Regions from separate parts of the Homo sapiens genome. Here region 2 is linked to region 1. A link is an interaction called in ENCODE POLR2A ChIA-PET data of the cell type or tissue named here. Cell type or tissue: HepG2. All regions are shown on one strand. Links, peaks and the distances in the headings refer to the core of each region. The heading gives the core; the rest is flanking DNA.

The links. Peaks named below come from ENCODE experiments on the same cell type or tissue, not always from the same donor. Only the 100,000 strongest peaks of a DNase experiment are listed, where the experiment ranks them.
Region 2: POLR2A ChIA-PET joins it to region 1 with 12 read pairs; 3 of 35 experiments call an interaction of 5 or more read pairs at or near these places.

Annotation. Positions count from the first base shown.
Region 1 is chr16:22,065,447-22,068,366 of GRCh38, forward strand. All of the region lies in intron 1 of MOSMO (modulator of smoothened), which reads left to right. The region is part of intron 2 of LOC124903665 (a long non-coding RNA gene); the gene reads right to left. Among named protein-coding and RNA genes, the nearest start is that of VWA3A, 26 kb to the right of the region's middle. In HepG2, for the core only: no CTCF peak of the experiment used is centred there; no DNase peak of the experiment used is centred there.
Region 2 is chr16:21,653,545-21,656,464 of GRCh38, forward strand. METTL9 (methyltransferase 9, His-X-His N1(pi)-histidine) reads left to right here. Exons shown (of 5, transcript NM_016025.5): 5 at 1,683-2,920. The coding sequence ends at 1,888. Among named protein-coding and RNA genes, the nearest start is that of IGSF6, 2.4 kb to the left of the region's middle. In HepG2, for the core only: no CTCF peak of the experiment used is centred there; no DNase peak of the experiment used is centred there.

The sequences.
Region 1 (2,920 bases), core at 287-2,786:
TTGTGTGTGGTCATCAATCTGAATAATATACTAAAAAGTTGAACAGGGAAGTAATGTCCTGACTACTTTTTATGACCAATAGCCTTAGCACCCTTTTTATGTTGGAATGCAAGTTTCATGAGTACACTACTGTGTTAAATTGGTGTGTCTTGTACTGTCCTGTGTATGTTTTAACAAAAAAAAAATATATCTAATTTCTTTTCCTGAAAACTATTATTCAGTGCTTACAGTTCTGATTGCCTTCCAGGTGTTATCTCATTATCTTGTTTAATTCTCACACAGACCTAAATGGTGGTTGTACTATTTTTTTGCTGAAGCAGGCTTGGAAAGATTAACTGACTTGCCCAAATTAGTGACAAAACTGAAATTCAAATTGTGACCTGTTGTTGAGTTTAATTTCTGGAATGGCAAAGTAAGGACCTCCAAAAATCTGCTCCTCTATAAAAGCAACAAGTACACTGGCAAAATTATTAGGTCAACCTTTTCAGAACTCTGGAAATTAAAGCTTGCAACAATTGAAGGAGCATTCGAGAAAATTGCCTGTATTTGGGTAAGAAAAGCAAACTTTGTGGCAGTTTCAATTGTGCTAATTCCATCTACCTGTCCCCAGTACCCTTGAAAACCAGTAGCCTCACAGCTATAGTAGCTGTGAAAACTAGCAGCTTAGCAACCAATTGAGAGGGCAGGGGGTTTGGTACTTTTTAAAGCCCCATCCCCAGAGAATTGTCACTATTTGATCGGTCTGGCAGCTCACTGAAAATTTCAATTTTTAGGGCTTATCTTTGTTTGATCAGATTCAGAGTTTGCTCTGTTCTATTCCTAGGCATTTGTTAAAAACAGTCAGCAGTTGTTCAGCATCACAGGTTCCTGAGGTATTGGGGTAACAAAAGACTGACAGGCAAACATAAAGGAAAATTTGAGGAATAGAATGTCCATAGGAGTCTTTGAAAAGCTCCAACTTATTTCTGGGAACCTGAAGGGCCACACACATGTTTGGGACTGTCCACATACCCAGGCAACAACTGGGAAGGCCCTACTCTCTCACCTCTACCTGATTTAGGACTCAATGCAAGCAGGAAGTGAGGGCCAAGGCAGAGTTGTAAATTGTCTGCTGCAGCATTGATGATGTGCCACAGCACAGAGAGAGACCCCCTCAGCAAAGGCTGAGAGTCTTATTGGTTCAAAGAATGTAAAGAAACCTTATTCTAACCATTAGCTGACTACTAAACTAATCTAATAGATGAGGCCACACGCAACAAAGGATACAGACTTTACAGAATGATTCCAGGAAGGTTAGTAAACAGTAACAACAACAAATCCTGGGGAAGGAAGGAATTTGATTTCCATAGTTGTCACATTATATTATTCAAATGTCCAGTTTTCAACTAAAAATTACAAGACACACACAGAAACAGGAAAGTGTGGCCTATACACAGGAAAAATAAAAGCGTTCAATAGAAACTGCTCCTGATGAAGCCCAGACATTGGACTTACTAGACAGAGTTTAAATCAGCTGTTGTAATTATAAATATGTTCCCCAAAATAACAAAGAATTAAAGGAAAGTTTGAAAACAGTGGCTTACCACATAGAGAATATCTAATAAAGAGATAGAAATTATTTTCAGAAATAAAATAGAAATTCAGGAGTTGAAAAGTTAAATAGCTAAAACAAATCAGAAGTAGAAAGAATCATCAAACTTAAAGACACATCAATTGAGATTATTGCATATGAGGAACAGAAAGAAGAAATAATGAAAAGTGAAGAGAACATAAGAAATGTGGGACATTATCAGGTATATCAACATACACATAACGGGAATTCCTGAAGAAGAGAGAAAAAGGAGCGGAAAGAATGTCTAGAAAAACAATGGCTAAAAACTCCCCAAATTTGATGAAAAACTATACATTGAAAAATCTAAGAGATTCTAAGTAGGATAGACTCAAAGTAATATACATTCAGAAACATCATAGTTGAAAGACAAAGACATAAGAGAATCTTGAAGGGAGCAGGAAAACAGTGAATCCTCATATGCAAGGGATCTTCAATACTATTAACAGCTGACTTCTCATCAAAAACTATTAGGCCAGGGAACAGCGGGACATGTTCAAAGTGCTGTATCACTCTCGGCTGGATGTGTTATGGTGGCTCACGCCTGTAATCCCAGCACTTTGGGAGGCCAAGGCAGGCAGATCACTTGAGGTCAGGAGTTTGAGACCAGCCTGGTCAACATGGTGAAGCATGTTGTTTAGTAGAGAAACATCTCTACTAAAAATACAAAAAAATTAGCTGGACGTGGTGGCACATGCCTGTAATCCCAGCTACTCAGGAGGCTGAGGTAGGAGGATCGCTTGAAACCTGGTAGGCAGAGGTTGCAGTGAGCCAAGATCGTGCCACTGCCTTCTGCCTGGACAACAGAATGAGACTCTGTCTCTAAAAAGAAAGAAAAAAAAAAAAAATCACTGTCAATCAGTAATTCTATATCCAGCAAAGCTATCCATCAAAACTGAAGGAGAAATGTAGACATTTCAAGATAAACAGAAATGGAGACAATTCATCACAAGTAGACATGTTCTATAGGAAATACTAAAGTGTGTCCACAGGCTGAAATAAAAGGATACTAGTCAATATTTTGGATCCACATAAAGAAATAAAGAGCACTGGTAAAGGTAACTATGTAGGTAAATGTAAAAGTCAGTACAAATATATTTTTGCTTATAACTTTTTTATTTTAAATCAATAATTATAAAAGTGTGTTAGGCTTATAGTGTATACATATAATTTGCATAATAATAGTTCAAAGACAAGGGAGAGAATGGAGCTATATTGGAGTAAAGTTTCCGTATGCTACTGAATTTAAGTTGGTATTTAAATGATTGTTGGATTTCTTTTGAGGTAATATTCACCATTTTAAAGTGTACA
Region 2 (2,920 bases), core at 299-2,798, 410 kb before region 1:
GTCACTGGGAGGGCTAGTGAATCTTGTGTGGGGTCCACAGCCAGGAAGAATGCCTCAAATCACACCATAAACAGGTCTGAAGAGGATGCTACTGCCACTGCCAAACACTAGGTGCCATCAGCCCTGTTGTCAGCATCGCTCAACCACTGCCCCAGCCCCTTGGTCTCACTGCCATTGCTCCACCCCCAGAGAAGGAGAAGCTCACATCCCCACTACTCTGGGTCACTGGCTCTCCATTCCAGGGCATGGGCAAGTGTGCCTGGCTTAGGCTGCGTGCCAGTGCCTCAGCTGCACGGCAGGCCAGGAAAGCGGCTCCCAGGCCTTGTGTCTCTCCCAGACTCTGGGCAGGCAATTCCCCAGACATGGGAAGAGCGTCATCTGCACCACTGAAAATTATGAAAAATCTCCCCACCATGATATGATGTCTGTGCCCTTGGCATCTGCTCATGATATATTTTCTCATTAACAGAAAGTTATTCTCAGTCTGTTTTGTTTTTTTTTTTTTTTTTTTTTTTGAGACAGAGTCTCGCTCTGTCGCCCAGGCTGGAGTGCAGTGGCACGATCTTGGCTCGCTGCAAGCTCCGCCTCCCGGGTTCACACCATTCTCCTGCCTCAGCCTCCCAAGTAGCTGGGACTACAGGTGCATGTTGCCATGCCCAGCTAATTTTTTTGTATTTTTTTTAGTAGAGACGGGGTTTCACTGTGTTAGTCAGGATGGTCTTGATCTCCTGACCTCGTGATCCGCCCACCTCGGCCTCCCAAAGTGCTGGGATTACAGGCATGTGCCACCACGCCCGGCCTCAATCTGGTTTTAACACTTCAACAGATGTATGTAGTTTTTGTATCACCATAGCACCTAAAAAGTACCCCCAAAGTTAAATATACTGTCATCTCTGTGTGTGTGTCTGTAGTCAGTGCCAGGTTTGTATGTGAATTTGAGGACCTTCCCTAGTCCCCTTGTCCCCCAGGCATCTCCTGCTCATAGGTTTGGAAATGACTGATAGAGGCTTCATCTCTAGTCCAAGAAATGCTGGACGGTGTATCCATCCTACTGTTCCATCTCTCTCTGGTCCTGGAGCTTAATGTTTATGAAATTGTTCTGAAAAGGCAAAGAATGAGTCAACTTCCCTAGAAAAACTCCCCAATGATCTGCTTTTCTAAATTAAAATCCTTCATGAGCCTGTTTTTATTTTCAGCCTAATAAATCTCTCTAGGTAGTAAGTTGCATAAGTTTACTATGCCAGTGGTATTTTCTTGCATTTGTCCAAAACTGTCCTTCAGATATTACATGTTGCTCTCTGTTTCAGTATTCCAGCATTTAATGACCAGTTTTCCAAACCCATTAACCATTACACCCTGCAGTCAGTCTATTGGCAGATACTACCCAAAACTGTCAGAGAAGATAACAGTGTGGGGCCTTGGATCCAGACAAACCTGGGCTTACATTTCCATACTGACACTCATTAACCTTGCAAGCGTGGGCAAGTTCTTCACCCCTTCTGAGTCTGTTCTTTATCTGCCCACCTGTCTCAAAGAGTACCTGGGAAGTACAAAAGAGGTAACTCATGAAGCCCTCAGGCTTGGAACGTACCAAGTCCTTGGTAGATATGGCTCCTCCCTGCTTCCCTCTTTAAATCACTTGTTTGTTCAAGAATTTAACTGAATGTTCTTATTTGTATTAGTAGGTGGCAAGTGGGAGAAACCATCAGAAATTTTGGAAATCAAAGGACAGAACTGGGAAGAACAAGTGAATAGTCTGCCTGAAGTTTTCAGAAAAGCTGGTTTTGTTATCGAAGCTTTCACCAGACTACCATACCTGTGTGAAGGCGACATGTATAATGACTACTACGTTCTGGATGACGCTGTCTTTGTTCTCAAACCAGTATAAACACGTGGAGGTCGAAGTCTTCAGAGTCCGCACCCTCCGGGATGTGCCCTTGGAAGAGGGTCTGTGTTCACAATTACGTGAAGGGAGGACCCTTGGGGACCGCCATTCTAAATATCATGTAGGAATTTAAAAAGCCAAAATACTAATTATTTCTTTGTAGTGTGTAAAGGAATGTTTTTAAAAGACAAAAACCCAACTCTTTGTGGATTTTTATCAACTCTTTACTCAGAGCCACTCTCCAATGCAGGTCACACTCCAATTATGATGGAAGATATTTTTTATACTTAATTGCAGTAGGGACTCATTCCCAGACAAAGCAATAGTCACGACTTCATGGAACCAATCAATGGATTGTTTTTTGAAGACTGGCAATAAAGCTGTCCATTCAATTCCAAATACTGGTTTTAAGGTATAGCCACTGATATTCTTTCATGTTTAGAAATTCTTTCTGTTATTATTCAAGAAAATGTTTTTAATCATGCTAATAAACTTTTTTGGAGATGACTTTGGCATCATGTTTGAATTCATATAAAGCTCCCCTAGCATTTTTTATTGGTTTGGCTTCAGGAGTACCCAAATAGTAGCATTATGAGAATGACGCAGACAATTTGAATAGGGGGGAAGGAAGGCTTCAGACTTGGGGGAAGGGGAGATTATTGCAAATTGCAGTGAACACTGAGTCAGTAAAAAAAAAAAACAGAAACAAAAACCCAGCCTCATTCAGATACAGAACTTCAGGGACCCCTCCCCCCACCCCCCCAGTTAATGCTGCTGTGAAAAATGCAAAATAACCTGGTTCTGACTTTGTGATCACTCATGTCCCATACACTGAACTTTGTTTTTTTCTGGACAATCTCAGGTTCTCAGAATTGAAACATTCAGTTTTGTCTACTGACAAAATGCAACTAAAAATGTTTTAATTCAACTTCTTACTCTACACTTATATACCTCTCTCCCAGAGCTTGGCTCTTCCCTGAAATCCTTAAAGGAGTTTATTATTTGCCAAGAATATGGTTTGATGAAGACCGTGTC